Linked DNA regions of Homo sapiens: regions 2, 3, 4, 5 and 6 are each linked to region 1. The links are chromatin contacts, found by Hi-C in ENCODE. All regions are on one chromosome and are shown on one strand. Each heading gives the region's core, a stretch centred on a gene start or an enhancer-like site at or near the end of the contact. The rest is flanking DNA. Distances are from core to core; before and after follow the strand shown.

Region 1 (3,274 bases), core at 515-3,014:
TTTATTTGGCTCTTCTGTGACTTCTCTGACTACAGTTTTTCGTTTTCTCCGTAATGTGTTGGACACCCTCGGATGTCATTCCACAGTTAACAAAATTAACTGTAGGATTCCATTTTCTGCATCTACACATCACTGGCATAGGCTCTGGGTATATTATTATTTTTGACATTTTATTTTAAAATCTTTTGAGTCACAAAGGCTGGGGAAACAGTGCCCGGAGTCTCCACGCCACGCTGGGTTTATGTGGAGCAGGTGCGGCTGGGCTCTGGGGTTTAAGAAAAATCCTCGCACAGCTCACGCGCGCCCCCTGCAGCCTGCGGCGCGCAAGGGACCCGCTGCCCTGGAGGTGGGCTCCGTTTAGGGAGGGAAGGCACAGCCGGGCGTCCCCCACCTCACAGCGCCCGCCCTGGTCCCATCCCTGCGCCCCCAGCACCGCGCCCCCAGGGGGTCCCCACGCCGCGCCCATCACCACGCCCGCGCGGATCCCCAGTGTCCACGCCCCTCCCACAAGGACCCCCACCTTCTCCACGCCCCTCCCACCAGGCACGCGGGGACCCCCCCCCCACCCATCTCCCCGCCCTTCCCACCCGGCCCGCGGGGACCCCCATATCCATACCCCTCCGAGCATTCTCGCGGGGACCCTCATCTCCAAACCCCTCCCACCATCCCCGCGGGGATCCCCATCTCCACGCCCCTCCCACCAGGCCCGTGGACACCCCCATCTCCACGCCCCTCCCACCAGGCCCGTGGACACCCCCATCTCCACGCCCCTCCCACCAGGCCCGTGGACACCCCCATCTCCACGCCCCTCCCACCAGGCCCGTGGACACCCCCATCTCCACGCCCCTCCCACCAGGCCCGTGGACACCCCCATCTCCACGCCCCTCCCACCAGGCCCGTGGACACCCCCATCTCCACTCCCCTCCCACCAGGCACGAGGACATCCCCATCCCCACGCCACTCGCACCGGGTCCGCGGGGAACCCCCTATCTCTACCTTCCCCGACGCGGCTCCCACAAGACCCCCATCTCTGCGCCGGGCCCCTCCACGTGCGGGTAAGAACCCCCCACCCCCACAACTGCCCACAACCGCAGCTGCGGAAACCCAGCATTTCCACTCCCCACGCCGCGCCTGCAAGGAACCCCAAGTATCCACGCCAGCCTTTCCTCCCCGGGACCCCGCAGCTGCCTGCGCCATTGCAGGTCTTGGCGCCGCAGGCGGGGTGGGGAGGGGCGGGGCGAGCGCCGGGGGCGGGGACGGGGCCCGGGAGGCGGAGCTGGGGGCGGTGCTTCACCAAGCGGCCGGGGCGGTGCCCGGGGGGGAGGCGGGCGGGGGTGTGGCCTGGGCGTGGCCTCACGGGGAGCTCAATGGCGGCGTGGCATGGGCGTGGCCTGGCGGAGAGGGCAAGGAGGTGTGGCCTGGGCGTGGCCTGGCGGAGCGGTCAATGGCGGCGTGACATGGGCGTGGCCTGGCGGAGAGGGCAATGGAGGTGTGGCCTGGGCGTGGCCTGACGGAGAGGGCAATGGAGGCGTGGTCTGGGCGTGGTCTCAGGGGAGATCAATGGGGCGTGACATGGGCGTGGCCTGGTGGAGAGGGCAATGGAGGTGTGGCCTGGGCGAGGCCTGACGGAGTGTTCAATGGAGGCGTGGCCTGGGCGCGGTCTCGCGGGGAGGCCACTGAAGGCGCGGACTGGGCGTGGCCTCGCGGAGGCGGGCGGGGGCGTGGCCTCGCGGAGGCGGGACTCTGGCCGCCTGTTTTTTTTGCAGCCGCGCTGCGCGCACCGCGGGCTCCGGGCTCAGAAGTGCGGACGCCCGGCTCCCGGCGTGGACGCCATGGTGCTGTGCCCGGTGATTGGGAAGCTGCTGCACAAGCGCGTGGTGCTGGCCAGCGCCTCCCCACGCCGTCAGGAGATCCTCAGCAACGCGGTACGGCCTGGGCCTGGGCGGGGCAGGGGACCGGGGACGGAGGGGCTGAACCCCGGAGGGCCCAGCGACTCAGGAACTCTAGGGATAGGGATGGGAGAGTGACCCGAGACCCTTAGGGATGGGGGAGGGGAGAGTGTCCCGGGACCTCCAGGGATAGGGTTGGGGAGAGTGACCCGGAACCTCTAGGGATGGGGGAGGGGAGAGTAACCCGGAACCCCCTAGGCATGGGGGTGGGGAGTGACCTGGGTCCCCATAGGGATGGGGGAGGGGATCGTAACCCGGGACCCCTAGGAATGGGGAGGGTAGAGTGACCCAGGACCGCTAGGGATGGGGACAGCAGAGTGACCCCGGAGCCCCATGGATGGGGATGAGGAGAGTAACCCGGGACCCCCAGGCATGGGGATGGGGAGAGTAACCCGGGACCTCCAGGGTTGGGGATGGGGAGAGTAAGCCGAGACCCCCCCTAGGGATGGGGGTGGGGGAGTAACCCGGGACCCCTAGGGATGGGGGAGAGGAGAGTAACCCGGGACCCCCAGGCATGGGGATGGGGAGAGTAAGCCGAGACCCCCAGGAATGGGGTTGGGGAGAATAACCCGGGACCCCTAGGGATGGGGTTGGGGAGAGTGACCCAGGACCCCCTAGGGATGGGGGAGGGGAGAGTAACCCGGGACCCCCCTAGGGGTGGGGGAGGGGAGAGAAACCCGGGACACCTTAGGGATGGGGTTGGAGAGAGTAACCTGTAACCTGGGACCCCCTAGCGATGGGGGTGGGGAGAGTAACCCAGGACGCCCTAGGCATGTGGTTGGGGAGAGTGACCCGGGACCCCCTAGGGATGGGGAGGGAGGAGTGACCCAGGACCGCTAGGGATGGGGACAGCAGAGTGACCCCGGAGCCCCATGGATGGGGATGGGGAGAGTAACCCGGGACCCCCAGGCATGGGGATGGGGAGAGTAACCCGGGACCTCCAGGGTTGGGGATAGGGAGAGTAAGCCGAGACCCCCCTAGGGATGGGGGTGGGGAGAGTAACCCGGGACCCCTAGGGATGGGGGAGAGGAGAGTAACCCGGGACCCCTAGGAATGGGGAGGTCAAGTGACCCGGGACCCCCCTAGGGATGGGGGTGGGGAGAGTGACCCGAAACCCCTAGGCATGGGGTTGCAGGGAGTGACCCAGAACCCCCTAGGAATGGGGATGGGAGAGTAACCTGGGACCCCCTAGGGATGGGGGAGGGGAGAGTAAGCCGGGATCCCCCTAGGGATGGGGGTAGGGAGAGTAACCCGGGACCCAAAAGGATGAGGGAGGGGAGAGTGACCTGGAACCCCTAGGCATGGGGTTGGGGAGAGTGACCCAG
Region 2 (3,274 bases), core at 459-2,958, 1.5 Mb before region 1:
GCAAAGGAAAAAAAAATGGCATAAATGTTGGAGGCAGAATAATGGTGAGGAGGACCTGGATATGCTTCCCACCTACACACCCAACATAGAGTCTTGTGGCTGGTCAGGCACAGTGGCTCACCTGTAATCCCAGTACTTTGGGAGGCCAAAGCAGGAGGACTGCTTGAGGCAAGAGTTTGAGACCAGCTTAGGCAACATAGTGGGACCTAGTCTCTAGCAAAAAAATAAATTAACAAAAATGTGTCAGGGGTGGTGGTGCACACCGGTAGTTCCACTTCCTTGGGAGGCGGTGACAGCCTCACCCTTGACAGCCTCAGCCTTGGAAAAAGAAAGTACTGTTAATCTTGAAGACTATGGAATCATTTTGTCCCTGACCAGTGGAAGAGGACCTAAGCAACCCCCTTTGAGGGAAAGTGGGTCACCTGGGCTGGAGGTAGGGATGTGATATTGTTTTGTAAGCTAGCATTTCCTACAAAATATGAATTTATACTTTGACCAGATCTTGCATTGTGAGGGGATGTGAGGGGATGAGGTAAGACATGAAGGGGCTTGAGAGAATCAGCGACTGGAGGTCAAGAGAGTTAGACAAAAACAAAGGCTCACTGCAGCCTCAACTCTCAGCCTTGATCTTTCTAGAGGTCAAAAGAGTTAAAAACAAAACAAACAAACAACAAAGGGAGAGCCAAAGATACAAAAAAAGCATTACGTGAGAGGGTAATGAGCAAAATAGCATCATTCAAAAACAAAAGGATGAGTCACAGAAAAGATGGGGAGGGGTCCAGGGCACAGTGATTAATCAAAAGGAGTAATTTCAACAGCAGTCTGATGAAAGAAACAAAGATAAAAATAGCAATTGGAATTAGCCGGGCGTGGTGGCACGCGCCTGTAGTCCCAGCTACTCGGGAGGCTGAGGCAGGAGAATCGCTTGAACCCAGGAGACGGAGGTTGCACTGAGCCGAGATCGCACCACTGCACTCCAGCCTGGGCGACAGAGTGAGTCCCTATCTCAAAATAATAATAATAATAGTAATAAAAGCAAAAAAAAAGGGCCCATCTAGCATTCCCCGTCCCAGACTTAGAGTACAAGTCCAGCATCCGGAACAGACATTTCAAACACCAAGCTTTGAGAAACTGAAATCGCAACTTGATTGCTCTGGGTAGGTCCTAAGACCCTTCCTGACAAAAAGAAAAGGGGCTCCCTGTGCTCAAGCCTAACTGGGTTTATTTTTTATTTTTATTTATTTATTTTTTGAGACGGAGTGTCACTCTGTCGCCCAGGCTGGAGTTGCAGTGGCGCGATCTCAGCTCACTGCAACCTCCACCTCCCGGGTTCAAGCAACTCTCCTGCTTCAGCCTCCCGAATAGCTGGGACTACAGACGTGAACTACCACACCCAGCTAATTTTTGTATTTTTAGTAGAGACGGGGTTTCACCAGGTTGGCCAGGCTGGTCTCGAACTCCTGACCTCAGGTGACCCACTCGTCTTGGCCTCCCAAACTGCTGGGATTCCAGGCGGGAGCCACCGCGCCCGGTCAATCGTAACTGGGTTTAATCAGCTCCTTAGCCCAGGCCTTCCCGTGTGACGACCTGGGAAAACCTGTTTCCACGCGCAGGTCCCGGAGGTCCCGAGAGCCAGGAGATGACGCGGATGAAGGAGGGGCGGGCGCCCGGCCCAGATCCCGCAGCTGAGAGGGCGGAAGCCTTGGCACTAGCGGCGCCCGGGCGCGGAGTGCGCAGGGCAAGGTCCTGCGCTCTGGGCCAGCGCTCGGCCATGCGATCCGCCGCGCGGAGGGGACGCGCCGCGCCCGCCGCCAGGTGCCTGGGACCCCGGGACGCGGCCCATACTAAGGCCTAGGGTGGGGGCCTGGGGAGGGGGTCGCGAGCACGGCGAGGGGCGCCCCGGGCGAGCCTGGGCCCCTGTAAAGGGCGTGGTTGTGTCCGGCGCCTTGTAGTCTCCAAAATGTAGCTGGAGGCGCGTTCTGTGCCCGGGAAAGACGCCAGACAGCAGAGCCCAGGGATGGGGGGCGACTGAGGGGACGAAGGGCGGGTGGAGGAGACCGAACTGAAGGGAAGGCGGAAGGGCAGGGAAAGAGAACAAAGGAGGAAGGGAAGGGAGGGCGGAGGAAGGCTGGCCGGGACCCGGAGGGAGCGGAAACTGGGCCGGTCACGCCCTGCTGGGTCCTCCGCCTTCCACGCCCAGCTACACCGCTGCCCGGATTCGGCCTTCAAAGGCTCCCTAAGACCCGCCCCGAACCGCGCCCCCCGCTCTGCCCCACTAAGACGCGCCCCGTCCCGCCCCAAGGCTCCATCCCCCGAAGCGTAGCCTTGCCCGCCCCACTTCCTAAGAGGCACCCCGTCCCGCCCCCAACCCCCCAGCTCGATGCCTTCCAGCACGGCCGTGTTCCCCGGGTCCACTAAGACGCTCCCTGTCCCTCCCCAACGCCCCGTCCTCCCGAGCACAGCTGTGACGCCCTCCCGATTTCTAAGAAGGCCCCTTCCCGCCCCCCGCCTCTTCGGCCCCACCATGACATGCTCCATCCCGCCCCCCGGCCCTTTGCCTTCCCAGCACGGCTGTGCCCTCCCCCTCATCCCACTAAGACGCGCCCCGTCCTTCCCCCAGACCCCATCCTCCCAAGCACGGCTGTGACTCCCCCAACACGCTCGGTAAGACACGCCCCTTTCCCCCCCGTGGGCTTCATTGGGCGCCCTCCCCCCAGCACCGCCGTGCCTACCCCGGTCACCCCCCAAGACTTCTCTGTCCCGTCCCCATCTCCACCACAAGCGCGGCCGTTACTTCCCTCTGGCCATCCCCCGGCGCCTTGGCCTTGTGCCGCCTCCATGTCCCCACCCTCTAGCACCGCCATGCCCCGCTGCACTTCCTCAGATGCGCCGGGTCCTGCATTCCCAGCTTCATTTGCGCCCCAGTGCCACCGGTAGAGGGTCGTGACTGCAAGTTGTCCAGGTTCTTGGCGTTTTGAACAAAGAATTGGACAAAACGCCCAGCAAAGAAAGAATGAAGCAACAAAAGAAGGAAAGCAGGGATTTATTGAAAACAAAAGGACACGTCACAGTGTGGGAGCCGACCAAGCAGCGGCTCAAGGGCCCGGGTACATAATCTTCTTGGGTCCAAATACCCCCTAGAAGTTTCCCATTGGCCACTTCATGCTCACCTCATGTAACTGAAGTGGTGGCCCGCGATCAGTCTGATTGGTTGCAGGCAGCAGCCAACCAAAGGGTGAAGTTACAAAGGTCACACTCCTGTGCAAACATCTGA
Region 3 (3,274 bases), core at 219-2,718, 1.3 Mb before region 1:
TCCACGTAAGCGTGTTTGGGTCAGACGGTATTTGTCTTTCTGTGCTCGGCTTACTGCACTTAACATCATGTCCTCCAGTTCCATCCATGTTGTTGCAAATGGCAGGACTTCCTTCTTTTTTCTTTTTGAGACAGAGTCTCACTCTGTTGCCCAAGCTGGAGTGCGATGATCTTGGCTCACTACAACCTCCGCCTCCTGGGTTCAAGCAATTCTCCTGCCTCAGCCTCCTGAGTAGCTGGGACTATAGGCGCCCGCCCATCATGCCCAGCTAATTTTTTGTATTTTTACTAGAGACGGGGTTTCACCATGTTGGCCAGGCTGGTCTTGAACTCCTGACCTCAGGTGATCCACCTGCCTCAGCCTCCCAAAGTGCTAGGATGACAGGCATGAGCCACCGCACCCAGCCAACCTCCTTCTTTTTTAAAGCTGAATACCATTCCATTGTGAATATACCCTATTTTCTTTGTTCATTTAATAGCTTTATTGAGGCATAGTTTACATAGCATGAAAGGCACTTATTCTCACTGTGCAAATGAATGGCTTTTAGTGAATGTACAGAGTTGATATAGCACATTTTCTTTCTGCATTCATCCCTTGATGGGCTCTTCCATTGACTGCATGTCTTGGCTACTCCGAATGGTGCTGCAATAAACATGGGAGGGGAGTGTCTCTTTGACATACTGATTTCCTTTCCTTATCCCAAATAAACATATATATATATACACACATACACATACTATATATATATATAATACACACACATACTATATATACACATACTATATACATACATACTGTATATACACATACTATGTATACACACACTACATATATACACACCATATACATACATACTATATATACTATATATACATACTATATATACGAATTATATATTTATACAAATATATATATACACATATATATATTATATATATATAGACTTGCCCTGACTTGCTGGGAATACCCTGAAGGTTTAGAAGTCATCTCTGGGGCCGGGTGCGGTGGCTCACACCTGTAATCTCAGCACTTTGGGAGGCCAAGGTGAGAGGATCACGAGGTCAGGAGTTCGAGACCAGCCCAACCAACATGGTGAAACCCCGTCTCTACTATAAATACAAAAAAATTGGCCAGGCGTGGTGATATGCGCATGTAATCCCAGCTACTCAGGAGGCTGAGGCAGGAAAATCGCTTGAATCCGGGAAGTAGAGGTTGCAGTGAGCAGAGATCATGCCACTGCACTCCAGCCTGGGTGACAGAGGGAGACTCCATCTCAAAAAAAAAAAAAAAAAAAAAGTCATCTCTACATATCTTCATATGTAGATACATTAGTAGAGGGACTGCTAGATCAATTCGTAACTGTTTCAATTTCCTCAAAACTCTCTTCCCCGGAAATGACAGTGCTTCCTTGAAGGCTTACCTTTGTTAGTGCCTCAGCGGTAGACGTGACTTCTAAACCCTATGGGCATTCCCAGCAAGTCAGGGCAAGTCCCCACCCCCTCCACCCCAACAAAGAGATTCCAAGAGTCCATAATGTATTCTTTAGCAAGAAAGACATTCTCTTTAGAAAGGTAGGAAGACTTAATAATAAGCAGACAGAACTGTCAGAATGTTAAAGAAAAAAAAGCAGCAGCAATGACAAAAAAAAACCCCACACGTGAAAGTAAAGTACAGATATTATTTTAAGTGTAACCCTTCTTATTTCTGTAATTTCACCCTCATAAACAGAAGATGATCATAGACACCGTCACTAAAGAAACAAAACAAAGCAACATAGGACAATCCCCTTAAAGTGACTCATCCTTCCCAAGCTTCAGGAAATACTCAGAAACGGCAGTCAAGGGCGTACGAGACTCGGAAGGTTTCTAAGACCAGAGTCTTGTCTTCTCCCACTCCTCGCTCACAGCAGAACCCAGGAAACTCCAGTGTCAGGAGGTGGCCTCCATTCCCCAGGACACCCCACGGCCGGAACACAGTGGTAAAACTAGAACTCTCCTCCCAGGTTCCACCCCACACCCTGCACTCCCATGCCCAGCTGCCTGACACAGAACACGCAATCCTAGCATGAGGACTGCTATATATTTCCACAGAAAGGGCATGTCAGCTGCAAAATCGCAGGGCACAGGGAAAACACAGTATGATCTCGATGCTTCCCTCACATGGGAAATGTCACATGTGGTACACATTTTTTTTTTCAAAGACCCTCCTGGCTTGCTGGGTTTTTGCATCTGTCCCTGGGCCTCAGGGGGGCCATTTGCCCACCCAGGTGTCCCCAAGCTTCCCCCAACCACCTTCGGGTTTAGGTCCATGCTTCTTGCTGGGCACCTCTGCATTCAACAGCTCTTCATGTGCTCTTTGCAACCAAGCCACATTTTGGATTTTTTCCAATGCAGGGCCTGGGTATACGTGTGCATGTCTATGTACATGCATGTGCGTGTCTATGTACATGCATGTGTGTGTCTATGTTCATGCATGTGCGCGTGTGGATGTGCTCATGTGTACATGTGTATTTCATATACGCGTGCTCATGCATTCATGTGGTTTCTGTGTGTGCACGTGTGTGCTCCTGCACGTATGTGTGGGTGTATGGTGTGGGCACACATGTGCATGCATATATGTATTGCACTGCATGTGTGTGCACACGTGTTTTCATGTGCATTGTGAGTGTGCTGAATGCACACCTGTTTGCATGTGTATATGTGCACAAGTGCACTGCATGAATATATATGTGCATTTGTTCATGTGTCTGCGTGTTTGCCTGTGTGCTTGTGTGCATATGTGTGAGGGTGCTATCTGAGCACACACCTGTGTGCATGCATATATGGGTGTGCATGTGCACTGCAGGAGTATGTGCATGTGCTTGTGTGTTTTCATGTGTGCTCACGTGCACATGTGACTTGCTGTGTGGGTGCACACGTGTGCATGCATGCATATATGCATGGCATGAGTGTGCATGCATGTATGTGCCTGTGTATGTGTGCATGCACATGTGTGTCTGTCTGGTGTGTGTCCATGGCCTGCCACCTCCCCAGCCTAGCTTGCCCCTCCCATCCTCCTCCATCACCCTCAGAGTCCACCAGCCTTTTCCTCCACATGACTTCCCTGGTCATAGCCACTGAGCTGGGACCAGGTGTCACTTAGAAGCTTCCTCCTTTTCTTGCTCCACCTGCCCTCAGAGGCCACAGTGACGATGCTCTGGCTCACTTCATGTTCCTTCCACTGACCCCAATGCCCCCATGGACCCCACACAAACCCAGTTACAGGGGAGGGCACA
Region 4 (3,274 bases), core at 1-2,500, 1.2 Mb after region 1:
CAGGTTCAAGCAATTCTCCTGCCTCAGCCTCCAGAGTAGCTGGGATTACAGGCGCCCGCCACCACACCTGCTTAATTTTTGTATTTTTGGTAGAGACGGGGTTTCACTATCTTGGTCAGGCTAGTCTTGAACTCCTGACCTCAGGTGATCTGCCTGCCTCGGCCTCCCAAAGTGCTGGGATTACTGGCGTGAGCCACGGTGCCCAGCTGTATGTACGGTTTTTTTTTTGTTTTGTTTTGTTTTTTTTAAAGACAGGGTTTCACTCTTGTTACCCAGGCTGGAGTGCAATGATGCAATCTCGGCTCACTGCAACCTCCGCCTCCCAGGTTCAAGCAATTCTCCTGCCTCAGCCTCCAGAGTAGCTGGGATTACAGGCGTCCGCCACCACGCCCGGCAATGTATGTAAGATTTTTAATCATTTAGATTAAAACTGATTAGATTAAAATCATTAGATCTAATTGATTTAATCAAATCAATTAGAATTGTTGATCTTGAGCCCAGAAATCAGCCTGTTGACAGTTTCACATCTGAGGAATGTTTCCTGGTGGACCTGAGGCCTCCTCTTAGAAATGAGACCTGGAGGGGCCGGGCACGGTGGCTCACGCCTGTCATCCCATCACTTTGGGAGGCTGAGGTGGGTGGATCACCTGAGGTCAGGGGTTCGAGACCAGCCTGGCCAACATGGTGAAACCCCATTTCTACTAAAAGTACAAAAAGTAGCCGGCCGTGGTGGCGCACGCCTGTAATCCCAGCTACTCAGGAGGCTGAGGCTTGAACCCGGGAGGCGGGGGCTGTAGTGAGCCACAATCACACCATTGCACTCCAGCCTGGGTGACAAAGTGAGACTCTGTCTCAAGAAAAAAGAAATGGGACAGAGAGGAAGGGAAGAAGCCCCGGCCTCCTGGAGAAGAGACAAACTTCAGCTGCCTGCAAACTGCAAACCCACCTTGAGTCCCACACGCAGGGGGAGTTCGGAATTCGAATTGTTGGTCTCGAGCCCAGAATGAAAGGCCTGGTCTCCCTGGGCCGCAAGAAAGGACGAGATCCTCTCGGTCTGCAGCTCCTGGCGGCTGCCCGCGTTGGCTTCACAAGGTTCTGTAATAATCCTGCTGCCTTCTCTTCCACACTGAGGCCAGGCTTCCCAGGTGGCTGCAGATTTTGTTCTTATTTACATCTTCCCAAAAGCCTTCCTCCCAGACCCTAAGCCAACACCAGCTACATGAACTCAGATCTTCCCTGCTGCCCGGAAGGAGGGAGGGAGGGAGGGAGGGAGGGAGGGTCCCGGGAGCCTGCTGGGCCCAGGAGGAGGAGCCCATTCTTTATCAGCCCGGGGGATGTCAGCTCAGCCTCTTTCTCCAAGAGAAGCAACCACACCTGTACCGCGGCTCCGGGTCCCCAGGAGGGAGCTGGCCCCTTCTCTGCAGCCAGCTGGAAAAGGCCCAGGACGGCTTCCCCTCCCCCTGCACGCCCCCCGCTCCGCCTGCACGGCCCCCCCTCCCCCTGCACGGCCCCCCTCCGCCTGCACGGCCCCCCCTCCCCCTGCACGGCCTCCCCTCCCCCTGCACGGCCTCCCTTCCCCCTGCACGGCCCCCCTCCCCCTGCACGGCCTCCCCTCCCCCTGCACGGCCTCCCCTCCCCCTGCACGGCCTCCCCTCCCCCTGCACGGCCCCCCTTCCCCCTGCACGGCCTCCCCTCCCCCTGCACGGCCTCCGCTGCCCCCTGCACGTACCCCCCTCCGCCTGCACGGCCTCCCTTCCCCCTGCACGGCCTCCCTTCCCCCTGCACGGCCTCCCCTCCCCCTGCACGGCCTCCCCTCCCCCTGCACGGCCTCCCCTCCCCCTGCACGGCCTCCCCTCCCCCTGCACGTCTTCCCCTCCGCCTGCACGGCCTCCCTTCCCCCTGCACGGCCTCCCTTCCCCCTGCACGGCCCCCCTTCCCCCTGCACGGCCTCCCCTCCCCCTGCACGGCCTCCCTTCCCCCTGCACGGCCTCCGCTGCCCCCTGCACGTACCCCCCTCCGCCTGCACGGCCTCCCTTCCCCCTGCACGGCCTCCCTTCCCCCTGCACGGCCCCCCTTCCCCCTGCACGGCCTCCCCTCCCCCTGCACGGCCTCCGCTGCCCCCTGCACGTACCCCCCTCCGCCTGCACGGCCTCCCTTCCCCCTGCACGGCCTCCCCTCCTCCTGCACGGCCTCCCCTCCCCCTGCACGTCTTCCCCTCTGCCTGCACGGCCTCCCTTCCCCCTGCACGGCCTCCCTTCCCCCTGCACGGCCCCCCTTCCCCCTGCACGGCCTCCCCTCCCCCTGCACGGCCTCCCTTCCCCCTGCACGGCCTCCCCTCCTCCTGCACGGCCTCCCCTCTGCCTGCAGGGCTGTGCAGTGATCTGCCTGGAGCATCCCAGCAGGGCCGCTGTGAGCCTCCGGATGCCCAGGGTCCCGGGGCCGCGGGGTGGAGGGGAGGTTAAAATGCAGGTCTGGGCGGGGCCCGCTGGCTCACGCCTGTAATTCGAGCACTTCAACACTTTGGGAGGCCGAGGCGGGCGGATCACCTGAGGTCAGGAGTTCGAAACCGGCCTGGCCAACATGGCAAAACCCCATCACTGGTAAAAATACAAAAATCATTTAGCCGTGCTGGCGCGCGCCTGTAGTCCCAGCTACTGGGAGGCTGAGGCAGGAGAATCGCTTGAACCCGGGAGGCGGAGGTTGCAGTGAGCCGAGATCGCGCCATTGCACTCCAGCCTGGGAGACAGAGTGAGACTCCCGTTCAAAAACAAAAAACCTTCGTCTCCACATCCTCTTATCTTAATGCAGATATTCCTTTCTACTAATAACTCTTTTTTTCTTCTTTTTTTTTTTTTCAGAGACAGGGTCTCGCTCTGTTGCGCAGACTGGTGTGCAGTGTCATGATCTCAGCTTACTGCAGCCTCCGCCTCCTGGATTCAAGCTATTCGCCTGCCTCAGCCTCCAGCACAGCTGGGATTACAAGCACTTGCCACCATTCCCAGCTAATTTTTTGTATTTTTGGTAGCAACGGGGGTCTCACCATGTTGGCCAGGCTGGTCTCGAACTCCTGACTTCAGGTGATCCGCCCGCCTTGGCTTCCCAAAGTGCTGGGATGACAGGCGTGAGCCACCGTGCCCGGCCTAATAATAACTCTTTCAACCAATTGCCAGTCAGAAAATTTTAAAATCTACCTTATGACCTGGAAGCCCGCCTCACCACCAGTGGAGCAGTCCCACCTTCACCGATTGAACCTGTCAGGCCTCTGAGCCGAAGC
Region 5 (3,274 bases), core at 524-3,023, 1.1 Mb after region 1:
TCACAACCGATTTCCTGAAAAACGCAAGAAATCCTGGTGAGGGCTGGGGTTGCAGGACGCTCTGCACACCACGGGTAACAGTTTTGGGGTAGCTTCTCTGAGACCGGCTGCCTCTTACTGTCCCCTGGACCAGGGGGGCGCCGCTCTCATCCTCCTGGCATCTCCCAGGCCCCTGCCCCACTCAGAGCTCCACCGCAGGGGCTCCCGAGGCTGGACTCAGACCCGCTGGATCCCATCCAGGCCCCCAAGGCAGCAGTGGAGACCCTCAAGGCTGGACTCCAGCCCCTAATGTAGACTCAGGGACCCCTGGGATGGATGGGTTCGAACCCCCAAAGCTGACTTCAGGACCCTCAGAGCTGGACTCCACCCTCCAAGGCAGCATTCGGGACCCTCACGGCTGGACTCGAGGCCCACGGCAGACATGAAGACCCCTGGGAGGCGTCCGGGACCCCCAGGACTGAATTTGAGGCCCCCAGGCAGACGTGGGGGCCCCTGGGCGGTGGTCAGGACGCCTGGGGCTGGACCCAACCCCCAAGGCAGACGAGGAGAACCCCCGGGCGGCATCCGGGCCCCCCAGGGCTGGACTCAAGCCCCCAAGGCTAGACGTGGGGACCCACCTGGGCGGCGACCGGGACCCCCAGAGCAGGTCTCAAGCCCCAAAGGCAGACGTGGGGGCTCCTCGGCGACGTCCAGGACCCCCAGGGCTGGACTCAAGCCCCCAAGGCTAGACACGGTGACTCCGGGGTGGCGTCCGAGACTCCCACGGGGGAACTCCAGTCTCCAAGGTAGACGTGAGGACCCCCGGGCGGCATCGGGGACCCCCAGGGCGGGACTCGAGCCCCCAAGGCAGACGCGGGGATGCCGAGGCGGCGTCCAGGACCCCCAGGGCGGGACTCGGGCCCCCAAGGCAGACGCGGGGACGCCGAGGCGGCGTCCAGGACCCCCATGGCTGGACTCGAGCCCCCAAAGCAGACATGGGGACCCCCTGGGTGGCGTCCGGGACCCTGAGAGCTGGACTCGAGCCCCCAGGGCAGACGTGGGGACTCCGGGGCAGCTTCCGGGGCCCCCACGGCGGCTCTCCAGGTTCCAGGGCAGACGTGGAGACCCCTGGGCGACGTCACGGACGCCCAGGGCGGGACTCGAGCCCCCAAGGCAGACGTAGGGACCCCTGGGCGCCGTTCTCGATCCCCGGGGCTGGAGTCAAGCCCCCGAGGCGGCGTTCCGGACTCTCGCAATCAGACTTGGACTCCACCCAGCGCGGAACGGGGTAGGACGGGAGCGAGGACGAGGTGAGTGAAGGCAGCGCTGCCGCCGCCGCCGCCGCCGCCGAGGCTCGGGGTCCTGGCGCCTACCGGGCCGGCGGCTGCACCGCGGGATGGGTCTGCCAGGAGCCGCCCACGCCGAACAAGAAGCGGCCCGGTCCCGCCTCCCCCGCCGGCAGCGCGTGCCAATCACCAGCACCTGATGCGGGGCGACCAATGAGGAGCACGCCCTGCCGGGGCGCGGCGCTAGGGAGCCCGCCCCGGCCGCACGCCAATCACCAGCACGTGACAAGGGATGACCAATGAGGATCACGCCCTATGCTGCGGAGAGGCGCTGGTGAGCACGCCCCAGCTGCACGCCAATCACTAGCACGTGACGCCGGATGACCAATGAGGAGCACGGCCTGTGCCGGGGAGAGGCGCTGGTGAGCCAGCCCCGGCCGCACGCCAATCACGAGCACGTGATGAGGAGCGGCCTGTGGGCAGCCCCCGCCCCAACGTTCAGCCTCCAGACGCGCCATGTGGGCCCTGCGGGCCGCCGTACGCCCGGGGCTGCGGCTCTCCCGCGTGGGCCGCGGCCGCTCGGCTCCGCGGGCAGCCGCGCCGTCCTGCCCCGCGCGCGCGCTAGCCGCTGTCGGCCGCAGGAGCCCCGGGAATCTGGAGGGGCCGTGGGGCGGAGGGCGGGGCCTGCGGGCGGACGGCGGCCGAAGCCGCACGGGAGACGACGAGGAGGAGCCGGAAGATGCGGACGAGAACGCCGAGGAGGAGCTGCTGCGGGGAGAGCCTCTGCTGCCGGCGGGGACCCAGCGCGTGTGTCTGGTTCACCCTGACGTCAAGTGGGGCCCGGGGAAGTCGCAGATGACTCGAGGTGACCGCGGCAGGGCTTTCGGGGGAGAAACAGGAGCTGGAGACCTGGGGGCGGGGCTCTGAGGGGAGGGGGCTCATAGGTGGAGATTCAGGGGCGGGGCTCTGAAGGGACGATCTCATAGGTGGAGATTCAGGGGCGGGGTTCTGTGGGGAGAATCTCATAGGTGGAGGCGCAAGGGCGGGGCTCTGCAGGAAGGATTTCATAGGTGGAGATTCAGGGGCGGGACTCGGGAGAATCATAGCTGGCGATGCAAGGGCGGGGCTCTGGGGAGGCTCATAGGTAGAGATTCAGGGACGGGGCTCTGACCTGAGAATCTCATAGGTGGAGACCCAGGGCGGGGCTTTGAGGGGAAGAGCTCAGGTGGCGACGTAGGGGCGGGGCTTCAGGGGGCCAGGCTCTAAGGAGAGGGTCTGATGGTTGGAGATGCCAGGGCGTGGCGCTGAGGGGCGGGGCTCTGAGGGGAAGAGCTTATGGATGGTGATGCGGGGGCGGGGCTCTGAAGGGAGGATCTCATAGGTGGAGGTGCATGGGTGGGGTTCGGGGGAGGAGCCCATGGGTGAAAGGGCGGGGCTTATGGGGAAGAGGGGAGGATATCATTGGTGGAGGTGCGTGGGCGGGGCTTCGGGGGAGGGGCCTATGGGGTAAAAGTGCGGGGGCGGAGCTTATGGGGTGGAGTCCGTGGGATGGGGTGGGGCCCGTGGGGTCCGTGGGGTGGGGTGGGGTGGGGTGGGGTGGGGTGGGGTTGGGTGGGCCGGGGCGGTTCTCGCCGATGGGACCTACGTTTCTCTTGCTCTGGGTTAGAGGTAGGCACGGTGTGTTTGAGGTCAGGGAAGGGAGGGCGTCCAGCGGACCAATCTGTGTCTAGTCCCACCCCCCACCCCCCAGGAGGAAATGCAAATGAATAAGTCGCTGCACGTGTCAGAGTCTCATAAAGGTTGATTTTTCCCTTGGAAGCTCCTGTAGTCGATGAGTGGTTTTTCTTTACGGGTGTTTTCCAAAATGGCTAATTCCTGGAACAGATGAAGCCCCGAACTGCTCAGAACAGCGCGCAGACCTCTTGCCTCTCTACTCCCCAAACCTGCCGGTGGTTCCTCAGTAATCCCCTGAGCACCCGCAGCTCCCGGGTTCCCTGCTGCGCCCGCCT
Region 6 (3,274 bases), core at 250-2,749, 1.1 Mb after region 1:
AAAAATACAAAAATTAGCCAGGCGTGGTGGCGGGCGCCTGTAATCCCAGCTACTCGGGAGGCTGAGGCAGGAGGATCCCTTGAACCCGGGAGGCGGAGGTTACAGTGAGCTGAGATCTTGCCATCGCACTCCAGCCTGGGCGACAGAGCGAGACTCCAACTCAAAAAAAAAATAAAACTAAAAAAAGAGTTATTTTTTTTTTTTTTGAGACAAAGTCTGGCTCTGTCGCCCAGGCTGGAGTGCAATGGTGTGATCTCAGCTCACTGCAACCTCCACCTCCTGGGTTCAAGCAATTCTCCCGCCACAGCCTCCCGAGTAGCTGGGACTACAGGCACACGCTACTATGCCCGGCTAATTTTTCTATTTTTAGTAGAGATGGTGGGGGCGGTTTCACTATGCTGGCCAGGCTGGTCTCGAACTCCTGACTTCGTGATCTGCCCGCTTCAGCCTCCCAAAGTGCCGGGATTACAGACTTGAGCCACCGCGCCCGGCCAAGGGTTACTTATTGAGTCTGGCTCGATTTATGCAGCTCAGAAGTAGGAGAACCTGGCTCATAAAAGACCTTGAAATTACTCTCTAACAGGGTGCAACACCAGGTGAAACCCTATTTTGATAAAAAATGAATAAAAAGCGGGGCAAGATGTAAAGGAAACAGGTGCATGTGTGCCAGACAGATGATAATGCAGTGTTTTTATGGATACTGTTAAAAGCAGAAACAAAAACGACCATTGGGTAAAGTTATTTAACTAATGTCACCTCCCTGGACGTGGATGATTTTTGCAATTTTCAACGCACTTCACGCTCATCCCTGAACACCAACGTTTAAAGGGGTCCAACTCCTCCAACCTGTCTCTACTGTTTGATAAGCAAAGCTAAAGTAAACGGGGCCCTTTGGGTCCCAGGTAGCCCGCTGTTATTGAAAAGTTTGATCTTTTCCTCGCGCGCTCCCGTAGGACGCACGCTCGCTCCCGAGCTCGGCGGGCGCGCACCCCGCATGCTCGCTCGTTCCCGGTGCCTCCCACTGCGCAGGCGCACTCCCGTCCTCCAGCCCCACCCGCTCACACACCTCCCAGCCTCTGGCTTGCGCCCCGCGGGCAGCCATTGCGCACGCTCACCCGACCGGCCTCCCGAACTCCGCTCCTCCACCGCTATGCACGGCGCATGCTCCATGCGGAGGTTCCACCCTCTCCTCGCTCTGGCAGGCACGCATTGCGCATGCTCGCATTTCCGCAGCTCTAGGACTGCCACGCCGCCATGGGCCGCGCCTCTAAAAATCCTAAACGCAGAAAGAGCTCGGGCGGTACGGCCGCCACAGCCCCTCCCTCGTCCTCACCGCAGCCGCTCGGCCCCACCAAAGCCTCCTGCAAAAGCTCCGAGGGCCGCGGGGCGCGCGTGGCTAGCGGCGGCGTCGCCTCGTGATGACATCGTCGCGATGACGCGACGCAGTGACGTGAACGCGGGCGCCCTTGTTTGGGAGCGCGGCCGGCGCGCCCGTTTTGAAGCTGCCCTGAGCAGCGCGGGCCGGACCGCGCCCCCTCCTCGGTCCCCGCGCCCCGCGAGTCCGCGCAGTTCCCGAGGCGCGGGCCCTGTTCCCTGCGCCGCGCCCCCTCAGCGGGCCGTGCTCGCATCACCGAGGTCGGTCCGGGGCGGACCGAAGCCCCCGGGGCGGGGCGGGGCGCGGGCGTCCGGGGGCGCCGCGGGCCCAGCCCCCGCCATGCCGCCCGGCAAAGTGCTGCAGCCGGTCCTGAAGATGAAGGTGGACGAGCTGTTCCTGTACTGGCTCAGCGAGGCCAGCACGCAGCGGATGCTGCAGGACTGCCTGCGCCGGATCAAGGCGCCCGGGCGGGACCAGCCGACCCCGGGGGACGGGGAGCAGCCCGGGGCCTGGCCCACAGCCCCGCTCGCCGCCCCCCGGCCCAGCGGGCTCGAACCCCCGGGAACCCCCGGGCCGGGCCCTGCGCTGCCCCTGGGCGCCGCCTCCAGCCCCAGGAACGCGCCCCACGTTCGAGGCACCCGTAGATCCGCAGGGACGAGAGTAGTAAGTTACTCTTCCTTCTGCTAACAACTGCGCAGGTGGCTCTGGTCGCATAGTGGGCGTGTGGCTGCGCGATGGAGGCTGGTGGGCGAGCGTCAGACCCCAAAACGGTTTCATATTGAGTCTGTTCCCCGCCCCGACCCCCCCCACCACACACATACAGACAAGAAAGTCCCACGTACTGAACATTCCGTCATTGACAGTTGTTAACCTAAAAATCACACAATTTATAAAGGTAGAAAGGCTTCCTATTTTATTTTATTTTATTATTTTAATTTGTTTTAATTTTGAGACAGAGTTTTGCTCTGTTGCCCAGGCTGGAGTACGATGGCGCGATCTTGGCTCACTGCAACCTCTGCCTCCCAGGTTCAAGCGATTCTCCTGCCTCAGGCTCCCGAGGAGCTGGGACTTACAGGCACGTGCCACCACGCCTGGCTGATGTTGTATTTTTAGTAGAGACTGGGTTTCCCCCATGTGGGCCAGGCTGGTCTCGAACTCCTGACCTCAAGTGATCCTCCCGCCTTGGCCTCCCAAAGTGCTGGGATTTCAGACGTGAGTCACTGCGCCTGGTCCGTTTTTTATTTATTTTACAATTCTTTGGAGACAGGGTCTTGCTCTGTCTCCTAGGCTGGAGTGCAGTGGCGCAAACACAGTTGGACTTCCTGCCTCAGCCTCCCCAGTAGCTGGGATTACAGGCGTGCACCATCACGCCAGGCTAATTTTTGTTTATTTATTTATTTATTTATTTTTGCAGAGACGAGGTCTTGCTATGTTACCTAGAGTGCTCTGGAATTCCTGGGTCCAAGCAATCCTCCCGCTTCGGCCTCCCAAAATCCCACTGTATTTCTTAGAAGAAACGCCATTTATTTCATAGAAGGTGATTATACACCGCAGGTGAGAAGCGCAGCCTCTGGCTAATGTACCTGTAATCTCAGCTACCCGGGAGGCTGAGGCAGGAGAATCACTGGAACCCAGGAGGCAGAGGCTGCACTCCAGCCTGGGCACCAGAGCAAGACTCCATCTCAAAAAAAAAAAAAAAAAAAAAAAAAAGAAAACTAAAAACAAGCACTTGGAGGGAAGAAAAGATGAGACGGGAATTTATGCTGAGTGGGTTGGCCAAGTGTATATATTCAAGAAGTTATAGGAAGAGCTATGGATATTCACCAAGGGTGTCCTGACGCATGGGTATTGAACAAACATGCATGTTACCTACTCCCGAGTTCACCTTGGAGCGGAGAC

What was found. Hi-C counts contacts between places; a loop is a spot of excess contacts on that map. Pooled maps may share reads with other maps.
Region 2: a loop to region 1 is called in a map of ascending aorta, with 25 times the contacts of the local background. The contact joins the promoter of ARSD here to the promoter of ASMTL in region 1. A Hi-C loop is called at or near these places in 1 of 168 maps with a recorded cell type or tissue (ascending aorta), 1 of 37 single-sample maps with no recorded cell type and 14 of 50 pooled maps.
Region 3: a pooled map shows a loop between it and region 1 (9-fold over the local background). The contact joins the enhancer-like site here to the promoter of ASMTL in region 1. A Hi-C loop is called at or near these places in 3 of 37 single-sample maps with no recorded cell type and 15 of 50 pooled maps.
Region 4: a map of CD8-positive, alpha-beta T cell shows a loop between it and region 1 (21-fold over the local background). The contact joins the promoter of PLCXD1 here to the promoter of ASMTL in region 1. A Hi-C loop is called at or near these places in 1 of 168 maps with a recorded cell type or tissue (CD8-positive, alpha-beta T cell), 4 of 37 single-sample maps with no recorded cell type and 6 of 50 pooled maps.
Region 5: a loop to region 1 is called in a map of tibial artery, with 14 times the contacts of the local background. The contact joins the promoter of GTPBP6 here to the promoter of ASMTL in region 1. A Hi-C loop is called at or near these places in 6 of 168 maps with a recorded cell type or tissue (Caco-2, GM12878, naive thymus-derived CD4-positive, alpha-beta T cell and 2 more), 16 of 37 single-sample maps with no recorded cell type and 26 of 50 pooled maps.
Region 6: a loop to region 1 is called in a map of ascending aorta, with 11 times the contacts of the local background. The contact joins the promoter of PPP2R3B here to the promoter of ASMTL in region 1. A Hi-C loop is called at or near these places in 3 of 168 maps with a recorded cell type or tissue (CD4-positive, alpha-beta memory T cell, ascending aorta and naive thymus-derived CD4-positive, alpha-beta T cell), 11 of 37 single-sample maps with no recorded cell type and 25 of 50 pooled maps.

What each region holds. Positions count from the first base shown.
Region 1 is chrX:1,451,399-1,454,672 of GRCh38, reverse strand. ASMTL (acetylserotonin O-methyltransferase like) reads left to right here and starts at 1,764. Exons shown (of 13, transcript NM_004192.4): 1 at 1,764-1,925. The coding sequence starts at 1,833.
Region 2 is chrX:2,927,773-2,931,046 of GRCh38, reverse strand. It overlaps ARSD (arylsulfatase D), which reads left to right and starts at 1,708. Exons shown (of 10, transcript NM_001669.4): 1 at 1,708-1,815. The coding sequence starts at 1,772. RefSeq lists silencers at 1,691-2,040, 2,061-2,220.
Region 3 is chrX:2,708,890-2,712,163 of GRCh38, reverse strand. The region is part of intron 1 of CD99 (CD99 molecule (Xg blood group)); the gene reads right to left. Among named protein-coding and RNA genes, the nearest start is that of CD99, 19 kb to the right of the region's middle. Within about 2 kb of position 1,468, at least 17 of the 41 ENCODE cell types and tissues checked have a DNase peak (open chromatin) inside an H3K27ac peak, as active enhancers do.
Region 4 is chrX:279,357-282,630 of GRCh38, reverse strand. PLCXD1 (phosphatidylinositol specific phospholipase C X domain containing 1) reads right to left here and starts at 1,250. Exons shown (of 7, transcript NM_018390.4): 1 at 947-1,250.
Region 5 is chrX:317,295-320,568 of GRCh38, reverse strand. It overlaps GTPBP6 (GTP binding protein 6 (putative)), which reads left to right and starts at 1,773. Exons shown (of 10, transcript NM_012227.4): 1 at 1,773-2,130. The coding sequence starts at 1,782. It overlaps LINC00685 (long intergenic non-protein coding RNA 685), which reads right to left and starts at 1,424. Exons shown (of 1, transcript NR_027232.1): 1 at 1-1,424.
Region 6 is chrX:385,132-388,405 of GRCh38, reverse strand. PPP2R3B (protein phosphatase 2 regulatory subunit B''beta) reads left to right here and starts at 1,499. Exons shown (of 13, transcript NM_013239.5): 1 at 1,499-2,038. The coding sequence starts at 1,715.